Linked DNA regions of Homo sapiens: region 2 is linked to region 1. Evidence: chromatin loops called from intact Hi-C (ENCODE). Cell type or tissue: heart left ventricle. All regions are shown on one strand. Links, peaks and the distances in the headings refer to the core of each region. The heading gives the core; the rest is flanking DNA.

Region 1 (8,330 bases), core at 199-8,198:
CCAGCTACTTGGGAGGCTGAGGCGAGAGAATCACTTGAGCTCAGGAGATCAAGGCTGCAGTGAGCTGTTATTGAGCCACTGCACTCCAGCCTAGGTGACAGAGTGAGACTCCATCTCAAAAAAAAAAAAAAGAAAGAAAGATAGGATAGATGTATCTCAAAAATTTATCTAAATGAAAGAAGCTTCACATAAAAGACTACATGTTGTGCTTTTCCATTAATATAAAAATTTCTAGGAAGGCCAGAACTGTAGAGGTAGAAAGCAGATCAGTAGCAGCTGGGCGTGGTGGCTAATGCCTATAATCCCAGCACTTTGGGAGGCCAAGGTGGGCAGATAACATGAGGCCAGGAGTTTGAGACCAGCCTGGCCAACATGGTGAAACCTCGTCTCTACTAAAAATAGCAAAATTAGCTGGGCGTGGTGGCAGGCACCTATAGTCCTAGTTACTCAGGAGGCTGAGGCATAAGAATTGCTTGAACCCGGGAGGCGGAGGTTTCAGTGAGCTGAGATCGCGCCACTGCACTCCAGCCTGGGCGACAGAGCAAGGCTCTGTCTCCAAAAATAAAAAATAAAAAAAAAACAAAGCAAGTAGATTGATCAGTAGTTGCCCAGGGTTGGATGTGGGAACAGAGATTGACTGCAAAAGAGCACAAATAATCTTTTTGGGATGCTGAACATTAAGTTGTGAGTTGTGGGATGTTTACATAACTATACAAATTTACTTTTTTTTTTTTTTTTTTGAGACAGAGTCTCACTGTCACCCAGGCTGGAGTGCAGTGGTGGGATCTTGGCTCACTGCAGCCTCCACCTTCCGGGATCAAGATATTAGAGGCCAGGCGTGTAGGCCTGGCCTACACACATTTACTTTTAAAAATAAATAGCCAAACTATACCTACAGTGGGTTAATTTTATAGTTTGTAAATTATACCTCAATAAAGCTGTTAATAAACAAACCACAGAAATGACAGCAGGATGAAAAAACCAGTGTCCTAGCCGGGCACGGTGGCTCACACCTGTAATCTCAGCACTTTAGGAGTCCAAGGCGGGCGGATCACGAGGTCAGGAGATCGAGACCATTCTGGCCAACATGGTGAAACCCTGTCTCTACTAAAAATACAAAAATTAGCCAGGTGTGATGGCGCACGCCTGTAGTCCCAGATACTCGGGAGGCTGAGGCAGGAGAATCACTTGAACCCAGGAGGTGGAGGTTGCAGTGAGCCGAGGGCACGCCACTGCACTCCAGCCTGGCAACACAGAGAGACTCTGTCTCAAAAAAAAAAAAAAAAAAAAAAAAAAAAAAAAAAAAAAAGAAAGAAAGAAAAAGAAAAAAGAAAAGAAAAGAAAAGAAAAGAAAAAACAGTGTCCTGAAATCTGAATGTCTTCCTGGCCTTTGGATCCAGTCAGGACTGATCCACGTGCCTCTCCAAACTCACCCTCTCATCTCTCCAGCTAACCCAGGTCCCCACATAGACCTAGCACCCCCAGAGGAGGAAGGAGCCACCCTGCACTCCCCTTGTCCTTTAACACTCATTGTCATTCCTTGTTCAGAGTCTCCACTGCTGGACCTTCAACACCGAAGGGCAGGGTGTGCACCTGCACTGTTTGCCACTGAATCTTGCACGGGACCTAGTACACGGGACATGTCTAAATGCTTGCTGAGTCAAGGAATGAGACTGGCTTAACCCAAGTCTCATTTAAGGAATAGAGGTGGCCGTGGAGTGCGTCTGTGGAGAAGGCTGGAGGAGACTGGGGTAGAACTCCTTCCATGTTACCTTTCAGAATCAGAGCCCGACAGGGGTGCAAGGGAGGGCCTCTAGCCCTGAGCACAGAAATTCGTCTTTATCTGGAGGAGCAACTCTCTCCCAGGCAACATCCTGCCTTATTACAAAGAGTCCCCCTCTGCAGGCCCTCCAGGCCCACCCCAGCTGGCTCATGTTGCCTTTCCCCACCAGAGAGCCTAGGCTGGGCATGTCTTTGGGTCTGGACAGTAATACAACATGGGGCAGAGGGTCCTGGCATCATCAAGCCCTGATTTCTCCTCATGCCTTCTCCCAGGAATCGGAATATCTCTGCATCTTTGCCTCTCAGAAGATCCTTGCCATTCCTGCTCGGAGCCTTTCTCTCAAGTTTCCACCCTCCTTCCTTATTCTCCTGGCTTCCTTGGAAATGGGTTTGCCCTCTAGCTTTGAGTGGGGATGGACAGGCAAGCAGAAGGGGCTAAGCCTAGGTATAGTATCTCAGCAGAGTGGGAGGAGCTGGAAGTCTGTGGCAGTCAGGGAGAGCTAGATGGGGCTAATTTGGAAGGCCGGGGGCTGAAGAAGCAAGTTGATCCACACACCCAAGCCAACCTTGACTCACAGGGAAGTGACTTCAAACAGCTTTCATAACTCCATCTGGATGTTGGCCACCTTTCCTCTCCTAGCTCTTTGGTTTCAGGCCACGTGCTCCCTCCAATTGTCCCTTCTCTCATTTATAACATTAGAGAGAACAGGGCCTGGATGAAGAATAACAAGATCATCCGGCTGTTAAGAGCACCGAATCTGGAGTTGGAGCAAGTGTTCATGTTGGCTCTGCTAATTTGCTGCATGAGCCTGACAGGTCACTATATTCCTCTCTGGCCTCAGCTTTCTTCTGTCTTTAGTGAGGGGATTGGAATAGGTAAGGTGCAAGACCCTTTCTAGTGCTAAAATTAAGGGGCCCGGCACAGTGGCACACACCTGGAATTCCAACACTTTGGGAGACAGAGGCGGGCCAATCACTTGAGCTCAGGAATTCAAGACCAGCCTGGGGAGGCTGGGCACAGTGGCTCACGCTTGTAATCCCAGCACTTTGGGAGGCTGAGGCGGGCGGATCACAAGGTCGGGAGATCAACACCATCCTGGCTAACACGGCGAAACCCTGCCTCTACTAAAAAAACAAAAACAAAAAATTAGCCGGGCGTGGTGGCTGGCGTCTGTGGTCCCAGCTACTCAGGAGGCTGAGGCAGGAGAATGGCATGAACCTGGGAGGCAGAGCTTGCAGTGAGCCGAGATCGCACCCCTGCACTCCAGTCTGGGTGACAGAGCAAGACTCCATCTCAAAAAAAAAAAAACACCCAGGCTGGGCAACATGGCGAAACCTCATCTCTACAAAAACAACAAAAAACCAAAAATTAGCCAGGTGTGGTGGTGTGTGCCTGCAGTCCCAGCTACTCGGGAGGCTGAGGTGGGAGGATCGCTTGATCCTGGGAGGTTGAGGCTGTAGTGAGCCAAGACTGCACCACTGCATTCCAGCTTGGGTGACAGAGTAAGACCCTGTCTCAAAAAAAAAAAAAAAAATTAGGTGCTAAAATTATAATTCCTTAAGAAGTCTAAGTATTGGGTATTGTGGAGAAAAGCTATATAAAGGTATGGCTGTAGACTAAGGACTAGAGTCGAATGAGACTCTTTCTGAGAGTCCTTTCTGAGAATGGGCTTGACATTCCCAGGTACAGCTTTGCCTTCTTCTCATCACTTCCAGGATTGCTCACCTACTTGGGGCCAAGGGCCCCCCAGGAAGCCCTTCTTCATGCTGTTTTATTTCACTCTGTAGGGATGACCTGCATTTGCACTGGCTTTGGAACCAAACAGACCTGACTTTGAGTCCCAGATTTTGCCACTTAGTAGAACGTGGATGGGAAGATATAAACAGCATCTCCCTCACTACGTTTTTCTAAGGATTACATAACTGTTCAACAAATGTCAGTGACTATAGTTACTTCACAGACGGATAGCTCAAAGCCCAGAATAAGGAGTAAGAAAACTGGGCAGAGCTGGATTGAGACTCCTGGGATCTCCTCTCCGTTCACTCATCCCTACTCCTTTGTTAAACTGCCCTCTCCACTTTCCTAAAATTTAAGGGCAAAGCAAGTTGTCCCAGGCACCTCTTAATGCTTGTCAGAAATCCCCCCTACTTCAGATGAAGCAAATTTCTTCCAGTCAGCATCCTTAACTCTATACCACCACCTTGTGGTCACCAGCACAAACTTTCCCTGGCCACTTCCAGAGGACCAAGGTTGGGAGAGGAAGAACCATGAGTAGCTGCCATCCCAGTCCTTGCTAAGTGCCTTCATGTGCCTTACTCCATTTAATCCTTATTACAGGTGGTGAAACTGCTACTCAAAGACATGGAATAATTTGCCAGCCTCTCAGGTGGCGCCAGGATTTCTACCTCAGACCTCAGAGATCCTGCTTCCTACTGCACTCTCCTGATAGCTTCCTGGGAAGCTGGCTGGCACGGCACTTCAGATTCAGGGACTGCCTGATACTGTGAAGTCACAAACCCAGTTAACTGCAGAGCCAGAGCCTTTTTTTCTTTTTTTCGAGACAGTCTCTCTGTCGCCCAGGCTGGAGTGCAGTGGTGCCATCTCGTCTCACTGCAACCTCTGCCTCCCAGGTTCAAGCAATTCTTGTGCCTCAGCCTCCTGAGTAGCTGGGATTACAGGCGCCCACCACCTGTTCGGCTAGTTTTTGTAATTTCAGTAGAGACGGGGTTTCACCATGTTGGTCAGGCTGGTCTTGAACTCCTGACCTCGGGTGATCCACCTGCCTTGGCCTCCTGAAGTGTTGGGTTTACAGGCGTGAGCCATGGTGCCCAGCAGAACCAGAGCTTTTCTTGACTCCCTTGTTTGGTTCTGGGCTCTTAGCTAAGCCCCAGGTAAGCCTGCCAGTTTCAGGGAAGGACTCCTGGAGATGGCTGTATCTGAAACAGAATTCACCAGACAGGGTTTTAGACTTGATTTACAGAGAACCCTTTAGGTGGTGAATTGTTTTCACCTGTTATTTCTAGTGCCTGCTATTCAGCCACATCCTCAGCAACTTGCAGCACCCAAACTGCCACAAAACAAGCAAGTAACTGTGCCCTGCTTCCCTAGCTCTAATCGGATGCTCCCACACCACTTGGCTGTTCAGTTCCTAGGTCCCCTGAGACCCAGTCCCATCAGGGCTGGACTTGGCAGGCAGGAATCCCCTGGCATTCACTCAAGCTGGCAACAAAGGAGAAGCTGGCATGAAACTTAAATTCCACCTTGGCTCTCAGCCCTAAATCCACCGTGCCTGTCTGGGAGTGTCATGGCATGCGTCTTGGAGCCAGAGAACAAAAGATGGCAAGTGCTGCAGGCCCAGACAGGCAAGGACCACAGCCCATATATCCTGCACCACTGTGCTGCCTTCCAACAATTTTGTCTTCAAGAACAGCACCTAGACACGCATTAGGAGGGAAAATTACACTTCCACCAGCACAGGCATGTTCGCCCCTTCCCAGCTGGTAATTGAGTTTCGTCGTCAGAGCTATCACCTAGATCAGGTAAGAAAATGGGTGAAAAGTACGCCAAGTGCCATTACTGGTCAATTTTACTTAAAACAGTTTTCTCAAACCTGGAGAAAGCAAACCATGCACCACCTTGGCTCCTCAACTAGGCTTCCTAAACTACCAAAGAGGCTCTTTAAGCACCTCAACCTTGGGGGAAAACAAAGAAAACAAATCCTCTTCTGCTCTGAACCTGGCCTAGGAGCCCTGCTCCTCTGGACCAGCCCCTGACCTGCTTTTGGGTGGGCTACTACTCTCCTACCCAGTGTAAGGTATGTAAGATGAAGGAGCGTGGGAGAGAGAGAGGGCCCAGGCCTAGTTTCTGCTATTCCATCTGGACCATTCTATTATAGGACTCAAAGACAGATACAGAGAGAACTTTGGAATAAGGCCTGGGATAAAATTTTGGTGTTATCACTAAAGAGCTGCTACTTAACCTTCTTTTGTTCTGTTTCATCACCTGTAAAATTGGGTACACCATCTACCTCCATGGGATGCTGGGTTATGGGATAATATACTTAACATACCTTAAAAAAAAAAAAAAGCAAGATTCCCTTTGGCATGCATATAGAATGGGGGAGAATACAAATTAGTTTGGCCCCAGCAACCTGAACCTTCTTCTTCTAGCATAACTCTGGGATCATGACCTCAGAAAAACTTTGCATATACCTTTCCATAGACAAATGTAGTAAACACAACTCAAACCCAAGGCTGAAATGCTATTGGCCGTGACTAATCTGAGGTATGCCTTGGAGAACTGTCTCCACAGTTCAGGCCTTTCTAGACCAGTCCTAAAAAATCTCAAGCACACAAAGTATATTCTTAAATATGGTTTAATACTCTTCTCCATTTCTGTACATCACAACACCAAGATTTTGCTGCTTAGTATCTCTCTGCAGAGGCTATAGAGAATGCAAAGGCTACGGTTTTCACCCCCTCTTATATGTGTTTGTATGTGTAAGTGTAATACATATCAATATATATTGATACACACATCAATATATAATGCAATATATATCACCGAAGAGAACACATTGATTAAAGAAATACAAAAATTTGGCATCATTTCCAAACTTAAATAGTAAAAATAAAAACTACAAAAGGAGCTGCATACCCTAAATGTATCATGTGAAACAACAAGCATATTCAAAAATGTAAATTTACATCCAATTTCTCTGGTCTTGTCATATCACATCAGACCCATTTACAATGGCAAAACCCTAAGGTACTGCTGTGAAGAGAGCATGTTTGCTCGCTCTTGGGTGTTCTGCAAACAAATAGCAGAGCCCAAAGCAAAAAAGCCTGTTCCGGTGAAGTCTCCCACGTTGGTGAACACCAAATAATGGACTCTTCTCACAGGGGGTTGAGACATCAGGTTACACATTGACAGACAGTATTTGGACCTCAGAGTACAGTGTGAGAACCAGAAACTTTACATTTAAGACATACTCCCTTCATTCAAGTGAAACAGGATTATTGGAACGATAGGCAGGTCTGTAACCTGGGAACAAGGAGCTGGTTCAGACCAATAAAGCTACGAGTGACTGAATCAAGTCAGTAAAGAACAGCAGTCAGGCACTAAAGTGTTAAAAGTACCCAATTTGAAAACCAAATGCACCCCACTACCCTAGTCAGTGTGGAGGTGATACCAATTGACTTTTAAAACCTTTGGTCCTTCAAAGTCCATTTGGTATACTTTTTTCCATCGCTACCACTGGGCACGTACTATACACTTTGTTCAACTGTCACCACCCTGGGCACGCCATGACCTTGCATATCAGCTGGGTTCAAGTCTGACTTACAGCCCAGCTGTGAAGCATAAGCTTCAGGGTTTCAGGCCAACTTTTGGATCCAACATGGTCTTAAATCCATGGTGCCAGAAGCTGTGTCCCATCCCTTCCCACCCGCCCCTAATTTCTCATGTGAGAAGTGCTTGTAAGTCCCACATTTGAAACAGATGCTCCAACCCCACCAGGAGGTCAGGAGTTTATAATTACATGCAGTCATACATGTCTGTCGTTCCTGTGAAAAACCTTGCAGTTCATTTTAATAAATCAAAACATTCACATAATCTCATGCCATCCAACACAAGGAAAACACATCCACCTCCCTTTTAACAAGGATTGACCCAAGCAAAATAAAATCCTCTTTAAATTTCTTCGCTTCCACTTAAATTGCATGTTTTATTTCTCCCAATCCCAGCAATAGCACAGAAGCCCCATCATATCCATCCCAAACCGGTTTCGAGTAGGTTAAGGTTATAGGGACCCTTGTCAGAACATTGATACAAAGGGCTCCCAAACGCCGGGCACAAATGTGTCTGCAAACAGATGGAAGTAAACAGTGCACTGGCCCAAATGCTTCATGAGTCAGTTTGATTTTGCAATGCAATTTGCATCCTTGAAACTGCCAGTCTGGAGGGGGACGGGGTAGCGTGAGGGAGTGAAGTTGAAAGTGCCTCCTATTAGCTCACCCTTTCAACATTAAACAGAGACCAAGAGAGAAATGGTTCCAACATTTCACCACATATATTTCTTCTTACGCAGTCTAAGCTGAGAATGCCATGTAAATGGGTCACTGCGAAATGCAGCAATTTAATTTTTCTCCAATCAAAATAAGAAACAAACCAGTATGATCTCACTTCTATTAACTTTTGAAGGTTTACAGCAGTTAAAGTATTTTTGCTTCTATGTATGAAGGTTAAAAAAATCATTTTTTTTCATAAAATACAAGAGCAACCAATTTCACCATCCAGTAAAAGTAAAAACTGGGATTCTTTTTTAAATTAGTCCAAAGTGGCGTTTAGGAACTTAGTTGTAGGCTGCTGCGCTGACACCATGACAAACCAAAGTGTAGGGCTGGGTCTGGTTTTGTTTCGGTTTTCTTTTCAATATCCAATGCTCATGGATTAAGTTCTGGAAATGTTCCAATTGTAAGGCAGGGATCTGTTTGGATTCCACCATGGGTATGCTCCTTGGGTTGGATGCTGGAGGGTGAGGCACGTT
Region 2 (8,330 bases), core at 57-8,056, 280 kb before region 1:
GCCGGGCACAGTGGCTCACGCCTGTAATCCCAGCACTTTGGGAGGCCGAGGCAGGTGGATCACAAGGTCAAGAGATCAAGTCCATCCTGGCCAACATGATGAAACCCCATCTCTACTAAAAATACAAAAATTAGCTGGGTGTGGTGGTACACACCTGTAGTCCCAGCTACTCGGAAGGCTGAGGCAGGAGAATCGCTTGAACCTGGGAGGCGGAGGTTGCAGTGATCTGAGATCGCACCACTGTACTCCAGCTTGGGCAATAGAGAGAGGCTTTATCTCAAAAAAAAAAAAAAGTTAAAGCCATAATTACCAACTTTAATGATGTAGACTCCTCAACTCCTTTGTAAACCCTTGAACTCTACTTCCTTGACCCTCCAGCACCACCAATCTCTGCCTAATTCAAAGGTTTTTCATTTCCAAGCTGACATTAGTTATCTTTTTGCCTTTCTTCTCTCTTTGTAGAGATACAATGGTGATATTAGTAATGCCAAGACCAGCTTGGTTGGGGAGACCCTAACCCAGTGGTGCTAGAGGAATTAAAGACACACACACAGAAACATAAAGGTGTGAAGTGGGAAATCAGGGGTCTCACAGCCTTCAGAGCTGAAAGCCCCGAACAGAGATTTACCCATGTATTTATTAACAGCAAACCAGTTATTAGGATTGTTTCTATAGATATTAAATTAACTAAAAGTATCCCTTATGGGAAACGAAGGGATGGGCCGAATTAAAGGAATAGGTTGGGCTAGTTAACTGCAGCAGGAGCATGTCCTTAAGGCACAGATCGCTCATGCTATTGTTTGTGGCTTAAGAATGCCTTTAAGCGGTTTTCCACCCTGGGCGGGCTAGGTGTTCCTTGCCCTCATTCCAGTAAACCCACAACCTTCCAGCGTGGGCGTTAGGGCCATTATGAACATGTTACAATGCTGCAGAGATTTTGTTTATGGCCAGTTTTGGGGCCAGTTTATGGCCAGATTTTGGGGGGCCTACTCCCAACAAGTAAGAGTTCTTTATTGGGAAAGAACAGAGTGCAGAGCTAGAGAATGTGGGCTCTGAGCCACACCACCTAAAGGCAAACTCTAACTCCACCATTATCAGCTTGTGACCTTGGCAAAGTCATTTATTGTATTAGGTTGGTGCAAAAGTAATTGCGGTTTTTGCCATCACTTTTTTTTTTCGTTTGAGATGGAGTCTCACTCTTGTTGACCAGGCTGGAGTACAGTGGTGTGATCTCTGCTCACTGCAGCCTCCGCCTCCTGGGTTCAAGCTTCTCCTGCCTCAGCCTCCTGAGTAGCTGGGATTACAGGCGCCCACCACCACACCCGGCTAATTTTTGTACTTTTAGTAGAGATGGGGTTTTACCATGTTGGCCAGGCTGGTCTCGAACTCCTGACCTCAGGTGATCTGCCTGCCTTGGCCTCCCAAAGTGTTGGGATTATAGGTGTGAGCTACCGCACCCAGCCTGCCATCACATTTAATGGCAAAAACCATGACTACTTTTGCATCAACCTAATATGTTCAGGTTATTCATTGATAAAATGAGGACCATAACAATAATTCCTGTTATTCAGGTGAGGTGAGAATTGAATGAGATAATCCATGTAATGTATTTTGAACAATTTTTAACAGATAGTAAGCACTGGATACATGTAAGCTGTTCTTGAACACTAACTCCCTGTTAGGACTTTATGTATCTGAGCACCAATCCTCTTGACAAGCCTGCAAGGCAGGTTATCGTTGCCCCTATTTTAGAGAGTAGAAAACAGACTCAGGCAACTTAACTGAGGTGACCTCAAGTTCTGTTCAACTACAGCCCATATTCTTTCACTGTGTTTTCATAATGTTAAAAAAAGTTCTTATTTATGTGTTTTGCTATTTATAGATCATTTTCAAATGTTATATTGTTAAATCTTGTGAAGTAGGCATTATGCCCTTTTTCAGACAAGATTGGGCGCATTCAGGGTGGTATGGCCATAGACATTATGTTCTTTTTCAAAGAGCAATAATTCAGGCAGGTATGGTGTCTCACACCTGTAATCTCAGCACTTTGGGAAGCCAAGCCAGGAGGATCGCTTGAGTCCAGGAGTTTGAGACCAGCTTGGGCAACATGATAAAACCCTGTCTCTACAAAAAATTCAAAAGTTAGCTGGGCATGGTGGTGCACTCCTGTAGTCCCAGCTACTCAGGAGGCTGAGGTGGGAGGATTCCTTGAGCCTGGGAAGTCAAGAGGCTGCAGTGAGCCAAGATCACACCACTGCACTCCAGCCCGGGCGACAGAGTGAGACCTTGTCTCACAAAAAAAAAAAAAAAAAATTCAGTACCTATTTTATAGAGTTGCTATGACAATTGGAGATATGTACACTTAGTAGGTACTATTTCTTTTTTTTTTTTTTTTTTTTTGAGACGGACTCTCGCTGTCGCCCAGGCTGGAGTGCAGTGGCGCGATCTCGGCTCACTGCAGGCTCCGCCCCCCGGGGTTCACGCCATTCTCCTGCCTCAGCCTCCCAAGTAGCTGGGACTACAGGCGCCCGCCACCTCGCCCGGCTAATTTTTTGTATTTTTAGTAGAGACGGGGTTTCACCGTGCTAGCCAGGATGGTCTCGATCTCCTGACCTCGTGATCCACCCGCCTCGGCCTCCCAAAGTCCTGGGATTACAGGCGTGAGCCACCGCGCCAGGCCTAGTTAGGTACGATTTCTATAAGGAAACAGACATCATGGTTTATGGGTCACCCATCCATTTAGAGGTAAGTAAACCACCTAGAAGCAGCCCAGGATTGGAATCCACAAGAGCTGAAACCTGTCACGATCTAAATACACCTGCAAAAATCTCCCACTCCCTCTCCTCACTGGGCCTTACTTTTCTCCTTGTAAAATGGCAGAGCTAAGCAAGATGACTTCCAGGATTCCTTCTACCTCTGACAAGCTCCAAGTGAGGACTAGAGCTCAGACTGCCTCCATGAAAGTTAGAAGGGAGAGGGCTGGGCGTGGTGGCTCACACCTGTAATCCCAGCACTTTGGGAGGTGAGGCGGGCAGATCATGAGTTCAGGAGTTTGAGACCAGCCTGGCCAACATGGTGAAACTCTGTCTCTACTAAAGATACAAAAGATTAGCCAGGCATGGTGGCAGGTGCCTGTAATCCCAGCTACTCGGGAGGCCGAGGCAGAAGAATTGCTTGAACCCGGGAGGCAGAGGTTGCAGTGAGCTGAGATTGTGCCATTGCACTCCAGCCTGGGCGATACGGTGAGACTCTGCCTCAAAAAAAAAAAAAGTTAGAAGGGAGAGAGTGACTTCCTTGTTTTTGGTTTATTAATAATAAATACAGGCTGGGCACTACGGCTCATGCCTGTAATCCTAGCACTTTGGGATGTCTAGGCAAGTGGATCACTTGAGCCCAGGAGTTTGAGACCAGCCTGGGCAACATGGCGAAACCCTGTCTCTACCAAAAACACAAAGATTGGCCAGTCTCATAACCCAGTCCCTAAATAAATAGATTAAAATTTTTTTTAATTAAAAAAATTTAATAAAAAACAATAAATACATCAAAAGGCAGTGATGTAATGAAGAATTAAGAAGTCACTGTCGGCCAGGCACCATGACTCCTACCTTGGGAGGCCAAGGTGGGTGGACTGCTTGAACTCAAGAGTTCATGACCAGCCTGGACAACATGGCAAAACCCTATCTCTATAAAAAAATACAAAACTTAGCCAGGTGTGGTGGCATGCTCCTATAATCCTAGCTACTCAAAAGGCTGAGGCAGGAGAATCTCTTGAGCCCAAGAGGTCAAGGCTGCAGTGAGCTGAAATTGCACCACTGCACACCAGCCTGGCTGACTGATTGAGACTCTATCTCAAAATAATAAAGAATAAGAAGGGGCTGGGCGTGGTGGCTCATGCCTGTAATCCCAACACTTTGGGAGGCCGAGGCTGGTGGATCATGAGATCAGGAAACCGAGACCATCCTGGCCAACATGGTGAAACCCCATCTGCACTAAAAATACAAAAATTAGCTGGGCGTGGTGGCACATGCCTATAATCCCAGCTACTCTGGAGGCTGAGGCAGGAGAATCCCTTGAACCAGGGAGTTGGAGGTTGCAGTGAGCTGAGATCGCACCACAGCACTCTAGCCTGGTGACAGAGCGAGACTCCGTCTCAAAAAAAAAAAAAAAAAAAAAAAAAAGAATAAGAAAGAAAGCACTTCAAGCTTCTAAATACCACTCCCAAGTTTGTCACACATGACAACGTCGCGAACAACTTTATCCAGTCGCGTGCTGCCCCACTGAATGTTCTCCAGCGTTCCTTGGGGGCTGTAGTCTGGTCAAGGCTGATCCTCACCTAAAGTCCTTCCTGGAAAAAACTCAATTGCCTTTTTCTTCTGTGATCCCGGCTTTGTCCGACAGATGGAACCATTCCCTCCCTCCCCGCTCTTCAAAGGGCTTGACCGGAAAAGGTGTTTGCTCAAGAGCGATGTGGGACCAGACACCAGAGACCAAAGTAGAGAGAGGCTAAAGAACTTACTAAATCTAAGCCCGATGAGAACTGAAAGAACAGTCAGTTCCCAGCAAGGTTTCTTGACTTAGGCATTATTGATATTTTGAGCTGGTTAATTATTTGTTGGAGGTGGCAGTGGGTAGGAAGGAGGTGGGTGCTGTCCATGTATTCATTTAACTACAATTTATCTAGTTGTTACTATGTGCCAAGCTCTGGGAATAGACTGTTGAATGAAACAGTCAATTCCTGCACTCAGACATTTTTTTCTAGTGGGGGAGAAAGATGATAAACAATCATACAAAGAATTATGTAACAACAGTTACCATAAGTGCAGTGAAGGAAAAGCTTAAGAAGCTATGATAGGAGGCCTGTGCCAGGCTGTGGGCAAAGATGGCCATAAGTCCTCCATCCCTGGATATGTGCCCCTTTACAATATGACTTTGCATCAAGCGGTGAGTCTGTGTCCCTGCCTTTGAATCTGTGTTAGCCCTGTGACTTGCTTTAACCAATAGAAAGCAGTGAAAGGGATGTTATGTGACTTCTGAGCCTCAGTTTCAAGGGACCTTGCAACTTTAACTCTTGCCCTCTTGCTGCCCTGAAGGAACCAGGTTAGCCTCTTAGCTGTCCCAGATATTCCAGCTGTCCCAGTGGTTCCCACCATTCCGGCTGAGGCTTCAGATAGATGAGTGAGGCTATGCAGGAACAGCCAGCACCCAGTCAACCTGACAACTGACTGCAGCTGCAGAAGTGACCCCAGGCAAGACTGAACCCAGTCAGAATTGCAGAAAAATGAGCAAATACATGGTTGGGGGTTATTATGCAATGATAGACAACCAATACAAGGCCCTAACCTGGTCTAGGGCTAGAGGAGTGGATCAGAGGAGGCTTCCTTGAAGAAATTAGTCCAGCTAAGACCTGGAGATAGACCTAGAGTCAGCCCGGTAGAGCATAGGGGAAGAGCATTCAGGCAGCAGAGACAGCAGGTTAAGAACTATATGTATCTGAGGACCTAAGCAGGGAACTATATGTATCTGAGGACCTAATCAGGCAACACCAGATGGTCTGAAGAGAAGAGAGCCCAGCAGTATAGACAATGACCAATGAGCGGTGTGCTGTACTTAACCCATCACCCACCTCCATTCCCAAACTGACTTTTAGTTTTTGTTTTTTTATCACATTCTGGATACATCCATGGGCCGTGTCAAGCATGTAAATTTCATCTACTATGTATGTTGAAAAATTAAAGAGTTGAAAATACCTGTGGACATTAACCTGTCTCCTAGAAGCTAGGAAAAGGTTGAGTTACAGTCTTTTGGGGATGAACAATATGAAGATGACAAAGCAGGCTGAGCACGAGGAAAAAATGTATTTTTAATAGTTGTGATGACCATCAAAGCTATTATGACCCCATCTTCACTGATCTAAGCTCATACTTAAATGGAAATTTACTTGAAAAGCCCTTTCTTTGCATAATGGAAAGGCAGGCTTGTCCAATTCCATCTCCCCAAGGTAATGGCCCTAGGATGTAATGGGAGGCCTCACTGCCAGCTCTGCTCATCGGGGGCTCTCAGCCTTGTGTAGCCCAGCTTTGGTAACCCCCCTTCCCAGTGTCCTTTATCCCTATTACTCAGTAAAGTTCCCCTAAGGATGCCTCACCTCCAAGGTTACTGCTGAGAACCTTTAGAAAGAGGGAGAATTGATGGGGCTGACATCACTGTGTTGCTCGGCCTCTTCGTCTGTCTGGGGAAGATGATCCAGTGGGAGCTCCCCTGCAGGGCAATAGGCTGAGCCTGATCTCAGCAGGCTTCCCATCAAGCAGGCCAGAATGCTCATTTCCCCAGAACAATCACATAACCCTGCACCCAGGCCATCCCTCTGTTCCAGAAGCTGAGGAAGGAGGGCAGCCTGGACCCCAGCTGAGCTGACTGCCTTAGCTCCATCCTTATTCCACCGGGGACGAGGATCCTGCTGCTAGCTGATACCTAAGAGGGAGATGTTTACATTTTTAAAAGTTTATCTCTTTTTAGCTGGGCGTGGTGGCTCACGCCTGTAATCCCAGCACTTTGAGAGGCCGAGGCAGGTGGATCACCTGAGGTTGGGAGTTTGAGACCAGCCTGACCAACATGGAGAAACCCTGTCTCTACTAAAAATACAAAATTAGCCGGGCGTGGTGGAGCATGCCTGTAATCCCAGCTACTTGGGAGGCTGAGGCAGGAGAATAGCTTGAACCCAGGAAGGCAGGGATTGCAGTGAGCCGAGATCACGCCATTGCACTCCAGCCTGGGCAACAGGAGTGAAATTCCATCTCCAGAAAAAAAAATTGTCTCTTTTTAAAAATATTTATTTATTTATTTAAGATAAGATCTCACTCTGTTGCCCAGCCTGGAGTGCAGTAGTGTGATCTTGGCTCACTGAAACCTTGATCTCCTGGACTCAAGTAGTTCTCCTACCTCAGCCTTTGGAGTAGCTGGGACTACAGGCGTGTGCCACCAAGCCCAGATAATTTTTTGAGGAGACAGGGTCTCACTATGTTTTCCAGGCTAGTCTTGAACTCCTGGGCTCCAGGTAAAGAGCATTCTTGGGTCTGAGCTGCACTTTCTACACTTGTGGACCTGAGGAAGTAAGAAAGCTGTGCTGTTTTCTCAGGGAGGGCACACAAGGAGTGGCCACTGTTAAAATTGCTTTTGCAAAAATTATGACAGTGAGAGAAATCTGACGTAGAAAACTTAAGACAGTGGAAGAAATCTGAACTAACTGACTCCATCTAGCTTCTAACATCCAAGCTGCCGTTGTTTATTCCTGGGCATAGGCCAAGGTAACTATGGGAAGTATAGTTTAACCTTAAAGCAAGGATGATAATAGTGCTTTCCCAGAACTACCCTCTCCTTGTTTGGGACTGAAACCACCTTGTAAAACTAAAAAAGACCACAAGATTAGGATTATGAGAGCAGCCTAAATTCTACTAAGATCTGTGCTTAGTTAAATGATAACTAGTCATTGTTTACTGCTCAGGAGTCAGAGGTGGACTGAAAATGTATAACTTTCCTAATTGCCCCTATAGATAATGTTGCTATTGTAGAACCTAAGATTGGTCTTTTGAGATGTTTTTCAGACTTTTGCATTCTGGTGACCAACTGATTCCACTTGGACCTGTGACTCACGACTCAATTAGTCCCATGGCCCCCATCCAGAGCAGACTCAGTGCACAAGGACTGTTTTCCACACCCGTATCATTTCATCCCCAACCAATCAGCATTCCCCATTCCCTAGCCCCCTGCCTGCCAAACTATCCTTGAAAAATTCTAGCCTCAGCCAGGTGCAGTGGATCATACCTGTAATCCCAGCACTTTGGGAGGCCAAGGCAGGTGGATCACCTGAGGTCAGGAGTTTGAGACCAGCTTGGCCAACATGGTGAAACCCCATTTCTACTAAAAATACCAAAAATTAGCCAGGCATGGTGGTGGGTACATGTAATACCAGCTACTCAGGAGGCTGAGTCACGAGAATTGCTTAAACCCAGGAGGCAGAGGTTGCAGTGAGGTGAGATCGTGCCATTGCACTCCACCCTGGGCAACAAAAGTGAAACTCCGTCTCAAAAAAAAAAAAAAAAAAAAAAAAAAAAGCAAGAAAGCAAGCAAGCAAGCAAGCAAGATTTTAGCCTCCAAATTTCAAGCGGGCTGATTTGAGTAATAAACTCCCTTCCTACCACTTGGCTAGCCCTGTGACCATTAAATTCTTTCTCTACTGCAATACCACTGTTTCAGTGAATTGGTTTCATCTATGCAGTGAATTGGTTTCATCTATGCAGCAGGCAAGAAGAACTGGGTGATTACACTGTGGC

The links. A loop is a pair of places that touch in the nucleus more often than their neighbours do. Peaks named below come from ENCODE experiments on the same cell type or tissue, not always from the same donor. Only the 100,000 strongest peaks of a DNase experiment are listed, where the experiment ranks them.
Region 2: it touches region 1 in a loop (4-fold over the local background); 5 of 110 quality-filtered maps call a loop at or near these places.

The regions. Positions count from the first base shown.
Region 1 is chr5:138,499,953-138,508,282 of GRCh38, forward strand. It overlaps ETF1 (eukaryotic translation termination factor 1), which reads right to left. Exons shown (of 11, transcript NM_004730.4): 11 at 6,143-8,330. Among named protein-coding and RNA genes, the nearest start is that of EGR1, 39 kb to the left of the region's middle. In heart left ventricle, for the core only: CTCF peaks have their summits at 3,979 (motif pointing left) and 4,185; no DNase peak of the experiment used is centred there; H3K27ac peaks cover 731 bases.
Region 2 is chr5:138,218,566-138,226,895 of GRCh38, forward strand. No RefSeq gene overlaps it. Among named protein-coding and RNA genes, the nearest start is that of CDC23, 9.4 kb to the left of the region's middle. In heart left ventricle, for the core only: a CTCF peak has its summit at 4,389 (motif pointing right); no DNase peak of the experiment used is centred there.